Regions from separate parts of the Homo sapiens genome. Here region 1 is linked to region 2. Evidence: read pairs that join two places in POLR2A ChIA-PET (ENCODE). Cell type or tissue: MCF 10A. All regions are shown on one strand. Each heading gives the region's core, and the rest is flanking DNA. Links, peaks and the distances in the headings are about the cores only.

What was found. ChIA-PET counts read pairs that join two places held together with the same protein. Peaks named below come from ENCODE experiments on the same cell type or tissue, not always from the same donor. Only the 100,000 strongest peaks of a DNase experiment are listed, where the experiment ranks them.
Region 1: POLR2A ChIA-PET joins it to region 2 with 13 read pairs; 4 of 35 experiments call an interaction of 5 or more read pairs at or near these places.

What each region holds. Positions count from the first base shown.
Region 1 is chr4:112,105,873-112,114,216 of GRCh38, reverse strand. It overlaps LINC02945 (long intergenic non-protein coding RNA 2945), which reads left to right and starts at 1,947. Exons shown (of 3, transcript NR_186682.1): 1 at 1,947-2,028. In MCF 10A, for the core only: no CTCF peak of the experiment used is centred there; DNase peaks (open chromatin) are centred at 976 and 4,596.
Region 2 is chr4:112,171,128-112,179,471 of GRCh38, reverse strand. All of the region lies in intron 1 of FAM241A (family with sequence similarity 241 member A), which reads right to left. It also overlaps the pseudogene RPL36AP19. Among named protein-coding and RNA genes, the nearest start is that of FAM241A, 30 kb to the right of the region's middle. In MCF 10A, for the core only: no CTCF peak of the experiment used is centred there; a DNase peak (open chromatin) is centred at 5,111.

The DNA.
Region 1 (8,344 bases), core at 151-8,150, 65 kb after region 2:
ATAATGTCCTCATATTGCAACTTCTCAATTTGTCATTTGGGACTTAGTTTTTTTCCCCTGTATTAGTGTGTGTTTAATTTGGGGAAATGCAACCATTCTAGTAATTCAGTACAGGGAATTACCAATTCAGTGCAGTGATTACTAAATTGTTGGGAGTAGGGGATGGGGCAGGGAAAAACTGAGTGGGAGGCAAAGGCTGTTGCAGGACTATTGGGTTCAGTGGCATACCATGTAGAGTAGGGTTGATACAGAGGTCAGGTGGCTGCTGTTGTCACCTCTGCTAATGCCCCACATCCATGAAGACACATTAGGATGTGAAGTCTGCCTACTGCAAACATTCTTCTTCTTCTTCTTCTTTTTTTTTTTTAAAGACTGCATCTTGCTCTGCCACCCAGAATGGAGTGCAACCTCCACCTCCTGGGTTCAAGCGATTCTCCTGCTTCAGCCTCCTGAGTAGATGGGATTACAGGCACCTACCACCATGACTGGCTAATTTTGTATTTTTAGTAGTAGAGACGGGGTTTCATCAAGTTAGACAAGCTGGTCTCAAACTCCTGAGCTCAGGTGATCCATCTGCCTCAGCCTCTCAAAGTGCTGGGATTACAGGCGTGAGCCACTGTGCCTGGCCTACTGCAAACATTCTTATCTGTCTAATCTTGTTTACCAGCTGCCTCAGTCACAAGAAAATGGCCTTTGCCTCACTTCTGCCTTCCAAATCTCAAATGAGTGCATCTTATGAGAGAACTTAAATTGTGTCCAGAACTGTAGCTGCAGGACCTTTTGGGAAATGTGGTCATTTTTAGCTTCCCAGCCTTTGTAATTAAGGGGGTATGTGGAAAGAGTGCGAATGTATGTTGAAGGCCAAACAATAATACCTAGAAAACTCCTGTGTTCCATCAGTTTCCTTCCCCTATCCCCTGATGTAGTTACATTAGCATTTTTGGCTAAACCAATACTCAGTGTTTACATTATCATGACTGTGCAAATGTTACGCAATGTTTAGCCATGTTGTGCACTACACCACACCTCTTTCTCATATAATACTTTTCCCTGCAGTTAATAATTCTCCCTTTTCATTTGCCAAGTTTGCTAAGATCTTCTTGCTGATTTTCCAGATCTTATGATATCTCTGTCACACGCTTCTCAAGAATCCTTTCAATGTACTTAAATATGAATTGGGGATGGAGGGGCAAATGTGACAGAGTCGGTGTGTAAGTCTGGCTGCTATTGTTCTGAATGTAGAGTAGAAAAAGCAGCTGAAAGTCTTAGTTTCAGCATCCAGATTTTCACTTAATCCCCCACCCCCTATTTTCAGTCTTCCATCTGCCACACTATGTTTGGTTTCAGGAGTTCAGGGTTTCTCTGAGTGAATTTCTGGTCCTTGATGGGTGAGGTGAAGTGGGAAAGGGGCCTAGACTTCCAGCTGCTTCATAAACAAACAGACTGTACAGTCTTTCAACTAGGCCCTGATTTCAGCTTGAGCCTCACCCCTACTTCCCATAGGAACTCTGCTGTTCTAGCCCCAAGCCTCCAGATAACACATTGGCTAGCTTTACTAGTTTCTCCCTCTGTGGACCCTGAGGTTACACTGCTAAATTAATTACTTCTGCTCCATCTTCTTTTCCACTAAATTTGTTGAGATATTTCTCACCTGCTATTGTCCATTTATCTTTTTTTCATGTACTTTACCGCCTTTTAACCCTTCTCCTTTTTTCTCCATTTTTGTGGGATTTGTGAAAACAGAAGAAATAGATGTTCGATCTGGTTTGGCTGTGTCCCCACCAAATCTCACCTTGAATTGTAACAATCCCCACATGTCATGGGAGGGACCTGGTGGGATGTAATTGAATCATGGGGGTGGTTTCCCCTGTGCTGTTCTCGTGATAGTGAGTGAGTTCTCACGAGATTTGATGGTTTTATAAGTGTCTGGCGTTTCCCCTGCCGGCACTCATTCTGCTGCCACCCTCTGAAGACGTGCCTTCCGCCATGATTGTAGGTTTCCTGAGGCCTCCCCAGCCATGCAGAACTGTGAGTCAGTTAAACCTCTTTTCTTTATAAATTACCCAGATTCAGGAAGTTATTTATAGCAGCATGAGAACAGGCTAATACAATGTTCAATTAACTGTGCTAACTAGAATTGTCTGTGCCTTTCTCACCACAACCTGTATTTTCTCCATAAGGCTTTTTTGATTTTCCTTTGGTGATTACGACATTTTAGAAATGTTTTACTGCATTTTTATGTATAAAGAAATTGATGCTCAGAAAGGTTAAGTAATGTATTCAAGATCAAATAGTTAGAAAGTAGCAGAGTCAGAACTGAAAATTTGGTCTTATGAATTTCCAGGGTAGCATTAGGACCTGGAAGAGTGACTGGTATTGTAGACACACTGTAAATATCTATTGAATGAATAAATAATTTTCATAGATTCTCATGCAGTCTTTGTGTGAACTACCCCATCATGTGCACTGGTAATATTCTGTATCTTGATCTGGCTTCCTATTTTACAGGTGTGTTCAATTTGTGAACATTCTATTCTGGAAGTTTTTTTTTGTTTTTTTGTTTTTTTTTAAATCACATGAGAGGGCAGGACCTGGAAGATCAGGAAGGGCCAGGACTTGGAAATGGTCACAGGGAAGGTACTGAATGGATGACCCTTCAGGAAATGCTGTGGGAAAATCTGGCCTGCAATCAGATCATGGTATCCAGGAGGAATTGCCACAGAAAAAAAAAAAAAACAAACAACAAAAAGCCCACAAAAACAGTTCAGTCCAGTATGGAAACGCTGTGGGAAAATCTGGCCTGCAATGATATTATGGTATCCAGAATGAATTGCCATAGGAAAACACAAAAACAAACAAACCTCAAAACAGTCCAGTACAATAGAGTGAATGCATCTGGGAGACTGAAGAAGTACCGAGTACAGTCAAGCAGGTGGAGTATTGGAAAAGAATATTAAAAGCTAAAATTAAAGTGGATAAAAAGCATACTGTAGATTTTTAGTAGATATTAGGGCCTATATTCTGAAAGGGAAGATAGGAATCAAGAACCAAAGTGTTGACAGGTTTTCAAGAATAAATTTATGATTTATTTCTTAAATTATCTCCAGTTTTCTCATATCCTTATAAAACTGTGGTGATAAAACTAGCTTGGGTGCACTACAGGTTTGACATGTTTTAGTTGGCACATTATAGTTTATAAAAGAAATGACATGAGTGTAAAAACAAATGTGAGGCACTAAGTAAAAGAGTGCTAAGAGAAAGTACTGTGCTTATTTTTGTATAATATTTTATTTTTAAAACATTTTAATTTTTTAAAATATAAATTACTCATGATTCTTTCACTTTTTTGAATTTATAAAAATGTTTTTATGATGTAAAGTTACTGTCAATATCCAGTTTGACTGCAAACATTAGTTTACAACTTATAGCTGCTGCATTATTATTTAAATATTTTTTGGTAGTATGATAAACAGAAAATCAATCAAATTGTACTTGCAAAACTGAATGAATTTTCACAAACTGGACACTTCTGTGTCATGAAATCCAGACCAAGACACAGAATATTATCAGCATTGCAGAAGCCCTCCTGAGCACTGAAGCCACTAACCAACCCTCCCACCTTCCCCAACAAGAGTAACTGTCTTGACTTCTAAACATTGTACATCAGTTTTACCTGTTTTTATATTTTATATTAAGAAAATCATACATTATATACTGTTTTTGTGTTTGGCTTCTTTTCGCTCATCATTGTTTATGAGAGTTATCCATGTCATTAGGCATAGTAGATCATTTATTCTCATTTTTGTATATTATTCCACATTGAGAATATTTTATACTTTATTCTACTGTTGATGGACTATAAACGTACCAATTATTTTAAAGAAAAAAATTAATATAAAGAATTGGCTAAATAGGTGTTGGAGGACTGAAAAGGGAAAAGGAAACACTAAGATAATACAAAGACAATAACTGCAGGAAGCACCTGTAAGGCTTGTGGACAAAGGGGAAAAGATCATTAGAACCTAGAAGTTTAGAGGAGAAGTTCTGTGGAGATGGAATCAAGATCTCTGAAGAGGGGTTGTGGCTCAGGGGGTGCTGATGCCTTGGGACCTTGTAAAGGGGGTCCCTGAGGATCCCAGATGGTACAGATTCCTCTGAGTGGGATGAGGAGACTGGCTGTGAGAGTGTGGGAAAAACTGAACACCACAACCAATTGCCAATGCCAGAGTGAAGAACCATTGTTGTAATGATGCTGACAGAAACAGAAAGCAAAACAGGAAGGAATCTAGTTCCTTCTCCCTCTGCAACCCTTCCAGTCTCTCTTTAGCACCTCCCTTGGTAGAACCTAACATAGATTTGTCTGGCAAAGTAGAAATATGGTTGCAGAATTCCAGCCTCAACCTTACAAAGCAGAGTACAGAATGACAGTTTTGGAGCTGAGAAACAGTAACTAGAAAACCAGCATATGTAGTTTCCAGGTATTAGCTCTTACCAATTGTCTTAGTTCCTTTGGGCTGCTATAACAGAATACGTTGGACTGTGTAATTTATAAACAATAGAAAAGTATGACTCACAGTTCTGGAGGCTAGAAAGTCTAAGATCAAGGTGCCGGCAGATTTGGTGTCTGGAGAGGGCCTGTTTCTCATAGATGGTGCTTTCTTTGTGTCCTCACATGGAGATTTGTCCATTTTTCTACTGGGGTGTCTGATTTTTTTCTTACTAATTTGTAGGAGTTCCCTATATATGAGAGTCTTAGGAATTCCCAGTCTGTAGACAAGTTTTCTTGCTCAGCAGCATTGCCAAAGAAAATAGCAGGAAGATGGACAGCTGGGAAATGCAACCTAGTTGCGCATTGGGTCAGGCACAGAAAACCTTCTTTTGACATTTCTATTATTTATTCAAGGATAAAATCTTTGTTTGAATAGGTTATAATAAAAGGAACCATATTTCAGATTGACCTGTAGACAGGTTTGTGTGAAAATGTCATAAGGCTAACCATATGAAAGAAATCTTCCTATGAGCTTTCTTATTTCAATATTGATATAAAGCATCAGGCAGGTACATCTAATTTCATAAAACGCTTTTTTAGAAATATTTTCATGAGCATCTGTGGCCATAGGATTAAGTAAAGACCTAGCTTATCTAAGTGGAAGGTAAGTGAGATGCTATGATAAACAACTAGCTTGTGTCTTATTCAGAATGCTCTTTTTTTTTTTTCTGGAGGTTTCTTCTTCTGTGAAGGCTTACTAAAATATAGCATCATTAAAGTTTTCATTGTGTGCCCCTTTTGTCCTTCATTTATTATGCAGTTCATGAGAGAATATAACTGAGTCTCAGGTGTCTACATTTTTATAAGATCATGTAACGGAAAGGTGACTTTAGGGACAGCCAGCGTAATTTCTTCTTTGATTTAGTAATTTCTCTATAACATCCTTGAATGAGTCTTCAAAACTCTTTTCAGTAAGAGTAAACTCACCATCTTAGAAAGTAGCCAATGGTAGTGCTAGACAGTTTTTTTTTTTTTTTTTTTTTTGAGTTGAAGTCTCACTCTGTCGCCCAGGCTGGAGTATAGTTGCACGATCTCGGCTTACTGCAAGCTCCCCCTCCCAGGTTCAAGTGATTCTTGTGCCTCAGCCTCCCCAGTAGCTGGGACTACAGGTACGCACCACCATGCCTGGCTAAGTTTTGTATTTTTAGTAGAGATGGGGTTTCACCATATTGGTCAGGCTGGTCTCGAACTCCTGACCTCAGATGATCCATGCACTTCGGCCTCCCATAATGCTGAGATTACAGGTGTGAGTCACATGCTTGGCCTAGACAGTTTTTATTATAGGAAATTTATTTCTTGTTTTGGCATAAATGGACTCAAATTCAGAAAAGAATAAGCATGGTGCTCAAAGGACATAGGATAACATAATTTAAGGAATGTTTGCAAGAGCCTGAGCATGTTTCTTTTGCTAAATACTCAGGAGAGGCAGACAGCTATTTGAGAATATATAAGTGACCATCCTATGTGAAGTAGATTAAGCCCAGTGTGTTTGATCCCACACATGATTTTGACTTACTAATTGAGTTGCTAACAGAACTGGTTAAGGATAGAATGGCTGCTTTAGTAAGATCCTGACTATAGCAGGAATAAGCAGTTAGCAGACCACTTGGTGCAACTGTACTGTAGATGATACTCACACATTGGTCTAGTTCCAACAATAGATAATGAGACTCTATAATATTTGCTTCCTTCTAACTTCCATCTGTTTCTGGCCCCTGAGACTCCTCCCTGCCTGCTGGCCCTAGCTTGGATGCTAAATTAGTTTTCTTGGGATGCTGAAACAAAGTACCACAAAGTGGTTGCTTAAATATGTAAATTTATTGCATCAGGGTTCTGAAGGCAATAAGTCCAAAGTTAAGGTGTTGGCAGGGTTGGTTCCTTCTGAGGGCTGTCAGTGAAGGAACTGTCTAGGACTTTTCTTGGCTTGTAGATGGCTATCTTGATGGTCAATGGCTTTCTGTTTGCAAATTTCTCCCTTTTATAAGGATACCAGTTATATTGGATTATGGACCACCCTAATGAACTCATTTTGACTTATTACCTCTGTAAAGACTTTATCTCCAAGGCTGGGCATGGTGGGTCACATCTGTAATCCCAGCACTTTGGGAGGCCAAGGTAGGTGGATCAGCTGAGGTCAGGAGTTCGAGACCAGCCTTATCAACATAGTGAAACCCCGTCTGTACTAAAAATAAAAAATAAGCCAGGTGTGGTGGTGGTGCATGCCTATAAGCCCAGCTACTTGGGAGGCTGAGTCAGGAGAATCGCTTGAACCTGGGGGGTGGAGGTTGCAGTGAGCCGAGATAGCACCATTGCACTCCAGCCTAGGCAACGACAGTGAAATTCCATCTCGGGGAAAAAAAAAAAAAAGACCTTATCACCAAATAAGGTCACATTTTGAAGTATTGGGGGTTAGGACTTTATATGAATTTGGGGAGGCACACAATTCAATCCATAATAGATATATATGGGAATATTTGACCTGTTGGATAAAGAGACTGGTAGAGCTTATGAATTCTAGAAATTAGCCAGGCCAGTCAATATTTTGCAAAATTTCTATTGTCTTAGAATTAGCAGCTTATAATAAATATTTTATTGTGCCCATGGATTCTGTGGATCAGGAATTTGGACAAGGCCTAGTTCAACTGGCTCATCTCTGCTCATAGTCTGGGGTCTCAGCTGAGGAGATATGAGGCCTGGGGATGACTCAGGGGCTGGGTGCTGGAATCATCTGGAGGTATCTTCACTCACTTATGTGGTGGTTAATGTTATTTGTCAGCTAGGACATTAGTAGAAGTGTCAGTTGAAATACTTACAAATGGCCTCTTATTGTCACCTGGGCTTCCTCAAAGTATGGCAACCTCAGGGGAGCCAGGGCTCCAAAAGTGAGTATCTCAATATATAAAACGGAAGCTGCATTGTCTTTTCTGACCTATACTGGGAAGTCATGAAATGCCACTTGTGCTGCTTTCTGTTGGTTAAAGGTGAGTCACAAACCCACCCAGATTTTGAGGAGGGGATATAGGTCTTATATCTCTCTTGATAAGAGAATTTCTGACCATGAAAAAAAGAACATATATCTCTTTAGAGGGGATTTAGGTTGGCTGCAGTAGTTCACACCTGTAATCCCAGGACTTGGCAGGCCGAGGTGAGAGGATCACTTGAGCCAAGGAGTTCAAGACAAGCCTGGGCAACATAGCAAGACCCTGTCTTTACAAAAACATAAAGGAAAAACAAAAAAACCAGCCAGGTGTGGTGGTGCATGCCTGTGGTCCCAGCTACTTGGGAGTCTGAGGTAGGAGGATCATTTGAACCTGGGAAGTTGAGGCTACAGTGACCCGTGATTACACTACTGCACTCTAGCCTGGGTGACAGAGTGAGACACTATCTCAAAAAAAAATATGTACATATTTTTTTTCTAAAAATGAAGGAGATTTAAATTATAAAATGTATTGTAAAGGACCTTCTAAAAGATAGACAAGTTTGCTTGTCTTGCTTTTGGGGAGCAATAGAAAACAGACAGTACATAGAAAAAATAAGGCTTGTAGAGCTTAGTCAGGCTTACTGGACACGACCACTTCATATACTGGTCATGTGTGTCTTTCCATAACATAGAATAACTTTTGCTTTTAAAGTTAATCTCATACTCTCCAGGATCTGCTGAGGCTTTTAGAAATTACAAAAGCAAAAAGTAAAAAAAAATTATAACTGTTAAGTTTTTAACAGAAAAGTATAAAATAAAGAGGAATAAGTGTAACACATTTTTTTGTTGGGGGAGGGTCTCATGACTTGTCCAGA
Region 2 (8,344 bases), core at 295-8,294:
GTTTGGTTTTTTGTCCTTGCGATAGTTTGCTGAGAATGATGGTTTCCAGCTTCATCCATGTCCCTACAAAGCACATGAACTCATCATTTTTTATGGCTGCATAGTACTCCATGGTGTATATGTGCCACATTTTCTTAATCCAGTCTATCATTGTTGGACATTTGGGTTGGTTCCAAGTCTTTGCTATTGTGAGTAGTGCTGCAATATTGGACCTAAAACCATAAAAACCCTAGAAGAAAACCTAGGCAATACCATTCAGGACATAGGCATGGGCAAGGACTTCATGTCTAAAACACCAAAAGCAATGGCAACAGAAGCCAAAATCGACAAAGGGGATCTAATTAAACTAAAGAGCTTCTGCACAGCAAAAGAAACTACATCAGAGTGTTTGAAGTTCTTTGAAAAATCTCCAAACTGCTTTCCACAGTGGCTGAACTAATTTATATTCCCACCAATAATGTATAAGCATTCCCTTTTCTCCACAGCCTCGCCAGCATCTGTTTTCTGACTTTTTAGTAACAGCCATTCTGTCTAGTATGAGATGGTATCTCATTGTGGTTTTGATTTGTATTTCTCTCATGAGTGATGATGAGCATTTTTTCATGGCCGCTTTTATGTCTTCCTTTGAGAAGTGTCTGTTTATGTCCTTTGTCCTTTTAAAAATCGTGTTATTTGTTTTTTGCTTGTTGATTTAAGTTTCTTACATATTCTGTATATTAGACCTCTGTCAGATGTATAGTTTGTGGAAATTTTCTCCCATTCTGTAGGCTGCCTGTTTACTCTGTTGATAGTTTCTTTTGCTGTGCAGAAATTCTTTAGTTTAATTAGGTCCCACTTGTCAATTTTTGTTCTTGTTGCAATCGCTTTTGGGGGCTTAGCCAAAAATTCTTTGCCAAGGCCGATGTTGAGAAGGGTATTTCCTAGATTTTCTTCTAGGATAGTCTGAGGTCTTACATGTAAATATTTTGATCTTTGACAAAGCAGACAAAACAAGCAATGGGGAAAGGACTCCCTATTTAATGGTGTTGAGGACTCCCTATTTAATTGGCTAGTCATATGCAGAAGAATGAAACTGGATCCCTACCTTTCACCATATACAAGAATTAAGTCAAGACAAATTAAAAGTTCTCTGTATTTAAGAACCCATGTGAAATCAGTTTGATCCACCTGGATAATTAGGATACTCTCCACATCTCAAAGTCCTTAAATTTAATCACATCTGCAAAATTCCTTTTGCCATGTAAGATATCATATTCTCTGGTTCTGAGGATTAAGATGTGGACATCTTTGGAGAGACCATTATTGTGCCTAGCATAGTATTTTGCTATAAAATTATTTCTTTATATATCTATTTTCTGTCACTAGCTTTGAACCCACTAAGGGTATTAAGGGCAAGAAACATGTCTTACAAATTTTACATTAGTACTTTGTATATTGCACTATGCCTGGCCCATCATAGACTCATAATAAGTATTTGCTGAAGGAACAATGGAAATATTCTACAATAACATACTATGCAAAAAACCCACCAAAATTTAAAACAAAGAAAACTTAAATGTAATATCAATATTCATTATATTCTCCCATGAGCATAGTTGTGAATTTTTCAATATTTTTGAAATATTTATAAATTCTAGACTAAATTACAGAATATGACAGCTGCTAGCTAAAATTTACATGCTCGGCATAATTCCTAACCCACTGCGTTTTAAGAGCAGACACTAATACGTACAGATGAGCTCTTGGGGGTCTGATTCTCTCTCAAGATGCTTGTAATTTTCAGAGTAATAGCAGTGGTAGTGCTATTAATGGTAGAGTAGGAAAGCCAACCCAAGTGCCTCCTATGTAACATGCATTGTGTTTTACATGCATTATCTTGTTTGATCTTTGCAACAATCTGTAAAGGAGGCACTATTATTTCCCCCCATTTATAGATAAGGAAACTGTAAAGTTTAAGAGGAATTAAATGTCTGGACACTGACCTATACTTAGTAATTGAAAGATCTATGATGTGAACCTGGTTATTCTTACTCCAGGGGACTCACCATTAATCCCTATACTGTACACACCCTCCAGTTATTATTACATTAATAGCTAACATCTAGTTAATGCTGCTTAGTTTTCAGAGACATTTTATGTATTCCACCTCTGAAAAGATAAGCTATATAAATACACTTTCATTTTACACAGAATGAATACATTTTACACAGCAAAATGAGTATCACTATCTTTTTTCCTTTACATCTTTTCTCACAGTTTACAGAATACCTAAAAGTATTCAAGCAGAAAAGTTGCTCAAATTCTCATTTTCATCCTGTACAAAAATTTAAGTAAAGCTATTTGCAGCAAGTTAGTACATTTTCATGCTTTTAAAAGTAGTAATGAATTCAGATTCAAATGTGAAAAAAAAGGCTCGGCAAGAATGAAGAGATATGTGGTTGGCAGAATTGCAATAAGACAACAAACAAAAAACCTCCCCAACAAACAATAAGCAAACCCATAAGACTTCACATATAAACCAGTACATGAGTGCAGAAATATAGATGGAGCTTTTTTTTCCTGTTCTATCGTTAATCACTTTTGTCTTTGCCAAAATTTATTCTTTGTATGTGAGGTCCCAATGGAAAAACATTTGTCAAATGTACAGTTTCCTTTGTGGTTATACAGAGAGTACTGACTATGACATGCACACGAAGAGTGTTCTCACCAAAGCAGTGATACTCTTTTTTTGGTCCATGATTAAAGACATACATAAAAATAGAGGGGTGTTCTAACTGATTCAAAATCCTTCTTAAAAGATACCCCAAATTAATGATGAGAAATTAAAGGTAAACCCTTAAGTAATCACTGGATTTTTGAGAAGCATCTTCAAAGATAATTAAAGCACAGTCTCTTACTTTAGAAATTAGGAATGAAGAGGTTAAGTCCCATAGCCCATTAACAAAAAACCAAGGCTTTCGTAGCAAACAGGACAGATTCAAATCCTGCTCCGTCATGTATCAGCTGTGTGACATTGGGCAAATTACTTAACCACTGACTCTCAGTTTCTTCACCCATAAAATGTGTATAATAATACCTACTTTAGAGTTGTTGTGATAAGAAAACAGATAAAACCTTTTTGAATAAGCACTCAATATATGGTAATTATTATTACTCTATTTTTGGCAGAATTTATATCTTGTGATTTTTACTTCTATTCTCTATTGTACCATGCTGCCTGAGATAATTAATGCCTTAGTGATTATCTTTCTCATGATAATTAAGTTCAGTTGTATTTTTTCAAGTGTTACGACAATTTAATTATATAGAAATTGAAGTGGGATGTTTTCTATGGAACATCTCTACCCACAGAACAATTTGTGCACGTTAATATTGGTAGAACCTGTTTACTCACTTTGGAAAGGGCACAAGCTACATTCTATAAATAGGCTTTTGCTGAGTGAGTTGACGATTTAAGATTCACTTATAACTGTCTTCCTGTGTCCAGTATTACATGTTGTTGTGTTAATGCATATCATTACATATGCAGTATTGAAAGTCTGCTGTTTTTGCCTGTCTAGTATATATACCATATATTCTACTTGATTTAACTTTGGGGAAACCATACTTTACCTGCTTTTAGTCCACGTGTTGGTTGAAGATGTCTCCATTCCCCAGCTCCAAGCCTGCCCAATAAGAACATTTCATTTTCTTTCTTTTTTTTTTTGAGATAGTCTCGCTCTGTTGCCCAGGCTGGAGTGCCATGGCATGATCTCGGCTCACTGCAACCTCTGCCTCCCGGGTTCAAGCGATTCTCCTGCCTCAGCCTCCTGAGTAGCTAGGATTACAGGCACCTGCCACCACACCTAGCTAATTTTCGTATTTTTAGTAGAGATGGGGCTTCACCATGTTGGCCAGGCTGGTCTCGAACTCCTGACCTCAGGTTATCCACCCACCTCAGCCTCCCAAATTGCTGGGAGTACCGGTGTGAGCCACCACACCCGGCTGAACATTTCATTTTCTTGGGAACGTAAATGTAACTCAAGACAGGCCAATGAAAGCTCTAGCCAAGACTTTTACTGCAACTATTGAAAAAGAGACAGGTTTTTTCTGTGTTGTTTTTGTTTTTGCTTGAGAAAAAAACAAACAAACTGTAGTTAGATAGCTGGTGAGTTGTAGGCCATCATATTACTAGGGGGGAAAGCTTGCTAAGAACAAAGCCAACATAAAGTAAAGCCAAGAAATGGATAGAGACGGTTTCATTGACATAATTTAAGTACTCAGATATAGCTAGCATATCTACTTTTGGTCTTTTTCATAACGTAAGCCAATAAATTCCTATTTTCCAAAATCTAGTAGGAGTTGGATTTTTGTCACTTGAAACCAAGAATTCTGACTATAGATGATGATAATAATAATAGCTACCACTAATCAGAATTCACCCATCTGCTAGATATTGTGGTAAGCACTTTACACATTCAGCCAGGGACTAGTAGCTTGGAGATTCCCACTCTAGCAACTGACAGAGAAATGCCTTGGGCATATACACAGTTTTTCAGACTGCCAGGGATGACAGTGATGTCACTTTAAAGCCTGGTTTCCAAGGAGTAAGGGGTCAGAATAGTTTATTGTTCAATTGGTTTCAGTCAGATGTTGAATTTAAGCCCCTTGTGCCATTGAGGCTATTGTCCTGTGTTGATGGGTCTATGTACAGCATGGAGAATGCTTTCAAGTCTACCCCGTATCCTACCATAATTGCTCCTGAGAGGGTGCAGCCTAGCACATGAGCCCTGCTTTCTCGAATTCTCACAGTTGACTTTGATCCCAGGAAGGCTCTTCTTGGCTCCTTCCTTGGTTCTCTCTTTAAAACTTCTGGCTGCTGTGTTGTTTTGACGGTGCCACTAGTAATATGTTTTGATATATTATGGAGCTATCAGCCTCCTATTAATTGCTCTTCACCAAGATCTGTATTGCTTTCAACAACAAACTTAGCCCGGAAAGTTCTCCATTCCCTTTCCCAAGTAAACAAAGTCCTCTCAGGGAAATCTATGGAGCTCTTCACTCACCGGCTTCAGCCACCCAAAGTGCTGGGATTACAGGCGTGAGTCACCGTGCCCAGCCAGATCTGCCTTTCCTCCTGGGCAGGGCTCCTGCACCATTGCACCATTCCCTGGGGTGACACCCTGCTGTAAAATTAGACACTTGAGGTTGGGGAGCAGCCCCTGGTTTTCTGGGTTACCTCTCCTGGGAGGGAACCTCTGCCCTACAGTGAGTGCAGGGAGGGGAAGGTGGGCCTCCGTGTTCTGGACTTGCTGTGCCTCGCTTAGAGACTGGTTAGGGGAAGAGAGACTTGGTTGTCTCAGCTATACCTACCTGGAATTGAGATTCCACAACATGGAGCTAGGAGGAGGAGGGGCAGAGAGCTGAAAAACACCAGAGGCCTACTCCTCCAGGGTGAAACTGCAGCCTGAGATTTAGTATATTTTCTTGAATGAATAATTCTCTATTTGCTGTATACCTTGAGGATGGTTCTTGGAGACTTTAAAAGACTTTTATTTTGTTTTGCTCCATAATTTTCAACAGTTAAATTGCTGCTTTGCTGAGGAGACAGTCTGCTGAATTCCTTACCTCATTGTTCTGGAAGCCCTACCTTGGTTATTTCTGGACATTACTTTTGATGGTGAACTGTGAGACAACTTCTGTGAGGCTGAATCAGAGGACGCTGTATGGTAGGTAGCTAGTTCTCTGGAATCAGTCCTGGGACCGTGAGCACCTTCAAGAGTGTTTATTATTCTTCACATGTACTGTGATCAAACTCTCAGTATAAAAGTTTGACTTATAAGGATCCATTTAATCAGGCAGTTCTTACTAACATTAAAAAAAGGCTTTAAATATATATTTGAAGTTAAATGAATTTTAAAATGGCTCCCTTTTTCTCCTTCTTCACTATCCTTTCACACATATCATTAAGTGGGCAATTTTCCATCATTGTGCAGTAGCCTACCATGTACTTTAGCTGGTAATTAACTCATTTTTTCATTAAGCCTAAAGAAAGTTAACCAGAAACCCAAATCTCAGAATAGTCAGTCCTGTTTTTTCCTTAGTTGCTTTCAATACATTAAATGTCACACTCAAACCTATTTTTTAGAAAAACTTTTAGCACAATTAAAATACTTTCTATCATTATTTATAACTCTCTGGGGAAGTTCTTAAAAAATGTAGAAATATAAAAAGTAAATCAAGAATGCTCTGTAAACATTAAAATGGTCTCCTCCTTCTATGGCCCACATTAAATCTCTGGCAGGGCTGGGCATAGTGGCTCACACCTATAATCTCAGCACTTTGGGAGGCCAAGGTGGGCAGATCATTTGAGTTCAGGAGTGCAAGACCAGCCTGGGCAACATAGTGAGACCCTGACTCTACAAAAAAATACAGAAGTTAGCGGGGTATGGTGGTGTGTGCCTGTAGTCCCAGCTGCTCAGGAGGCTGAGGTAGGAAAATAGCTTCAGCCCAGGAGGCAGAGGCTGCAGTGAACCAAGATCGCACCACTGCACTCCAGCCTGGGTGACAAGGCCAGACCTTGCCTCAAAACAAACACAAAATATCTGGCAGCCCAGAAAGAAAAAAACAGCAAATAAATAAACATATTAACGCATAAATGAACAAATAAAACTATGTTGTCATTTATATTCAGCATAACATTTATAATTATTTGGCTTTAAAAACACTTTAGAACCAATTCAACAAACATTTTTTCTGGTACCTATAAAGTATTAGATAAGTAATATTACATCCTTAACTTTGAGAAGCTAACAATCTAGTGTGGAGGTTAACATTTATAAACAAATACATATATTTTAAGGCAAAATGTGATCAACATTTAAGAGCTGCAAAATGCTTGGCATTTAGTTCAAAAAAGGTCAATTTGGTCATAAACTAAATCAAAAGAATTGGCAAAAAACCCACTAATGCACTGCTTTCAAATATTTAAATGATGTTTTTAAAAATGATATGGTGTGTTTAACTGCTTCTGTATTATTATATAAAAGGATAGCTGGTTATAGCACTGATAAACCACAAACCGATTCTGTGGTTTACAAAACATCTTCACTTCAGAATTTAGTCACCTGCAAAGACTGATTTCTTGCTTTGTATTCCTCTTCATCTCAAAGGTTATCCCTATGTAGATATGCTCTGAAATATGTAAGCCTTGAAAACAACAAGCAATGTTTAAATGAAATTTTTAACTTATTTCATGACACATTTATTAATTTAAAAAATGAACACTAATTGAATAGTATGTGTTGGGCAATGCTTTAAGTACTATGATCTTCAAAACATAAAGGAAACTGAGGAAGAGAGATTATGTAATTTAGTCAAGATCCCTTAGTAATTGGTGGAATCTAGACACATTCAGGCAATCTGGCTCTAAAGCCTATGTTCTAAAGCCTACACTATAGGCTTTGTTATAAATATAAAATCAATCTTGTGATGATTCACATTCTAATTGTTTCAATGTATCAGTTTTTAAAAGCAGTTTAGTTATACTTGTCTTGATTCACTTACATCAGCAAAAATAATACTTTTTTTGAATATAAACTCAAGATTTTTTTTTGTTTTTGTTTTTGTTTTTTGAGACAGAGTCTCACTCTGTCACCCAGGTTGGAGTGCAGTGGCGCGATCTCGGCTCACTGCAACCTCCGCCTCCCAGGTTCATGCCATTCTCCTGCCTCAGCCTCCTGAGTAGCTGGGACTACAGGCGCCCGCCACCATGCCTGGCTAATTTTTTATATTTTTAGTAGAGACGAGGTTTCACCGTGTTAGCCAGGATAGTCTCGATCTCCTAACCTCGTGATTCGCCCGCCTCGGCCTCCCAAAGTGCTGGGATCACAGGCGTGAGCCACCGCACCCGGCCATAAACTCAAGATTTTATAGTCTTCATAATAAAACAAAAGATGACACTTAGAACTGAATCACTTGGGCCTTTCTTTCCTTATCTCCTCCCAGTTCAAAATGCTTGCATCTTTTAATAGCCAGCATTCTCTTAGATCTGCAGTTGGCTCAACACACTCAAGCCTTAGCACAATCATCTTTGTAGTTTTATTTCCAGAAAATTGGCTTAGCTTGTCCCCCATAGTCACTCTGCTTCTTGTCGTAACACCGCTTTCCCTGGGCATACAGAGAATCCTTGCCCTTCTTGTACTGTGTCATTTTGTGGGGTTGGTGCTTGCCACACTTCGTACAGAAAGTCCAGTGGGTTTTAGGAATGTTTACCATGTTTGCAGGAGTGCTATCGGCACAGAAAGAAAGTAAAAATAATAATTTTAAAATGGTTTTGTGGTTTTTGCATTTTTTTTCCTGTACA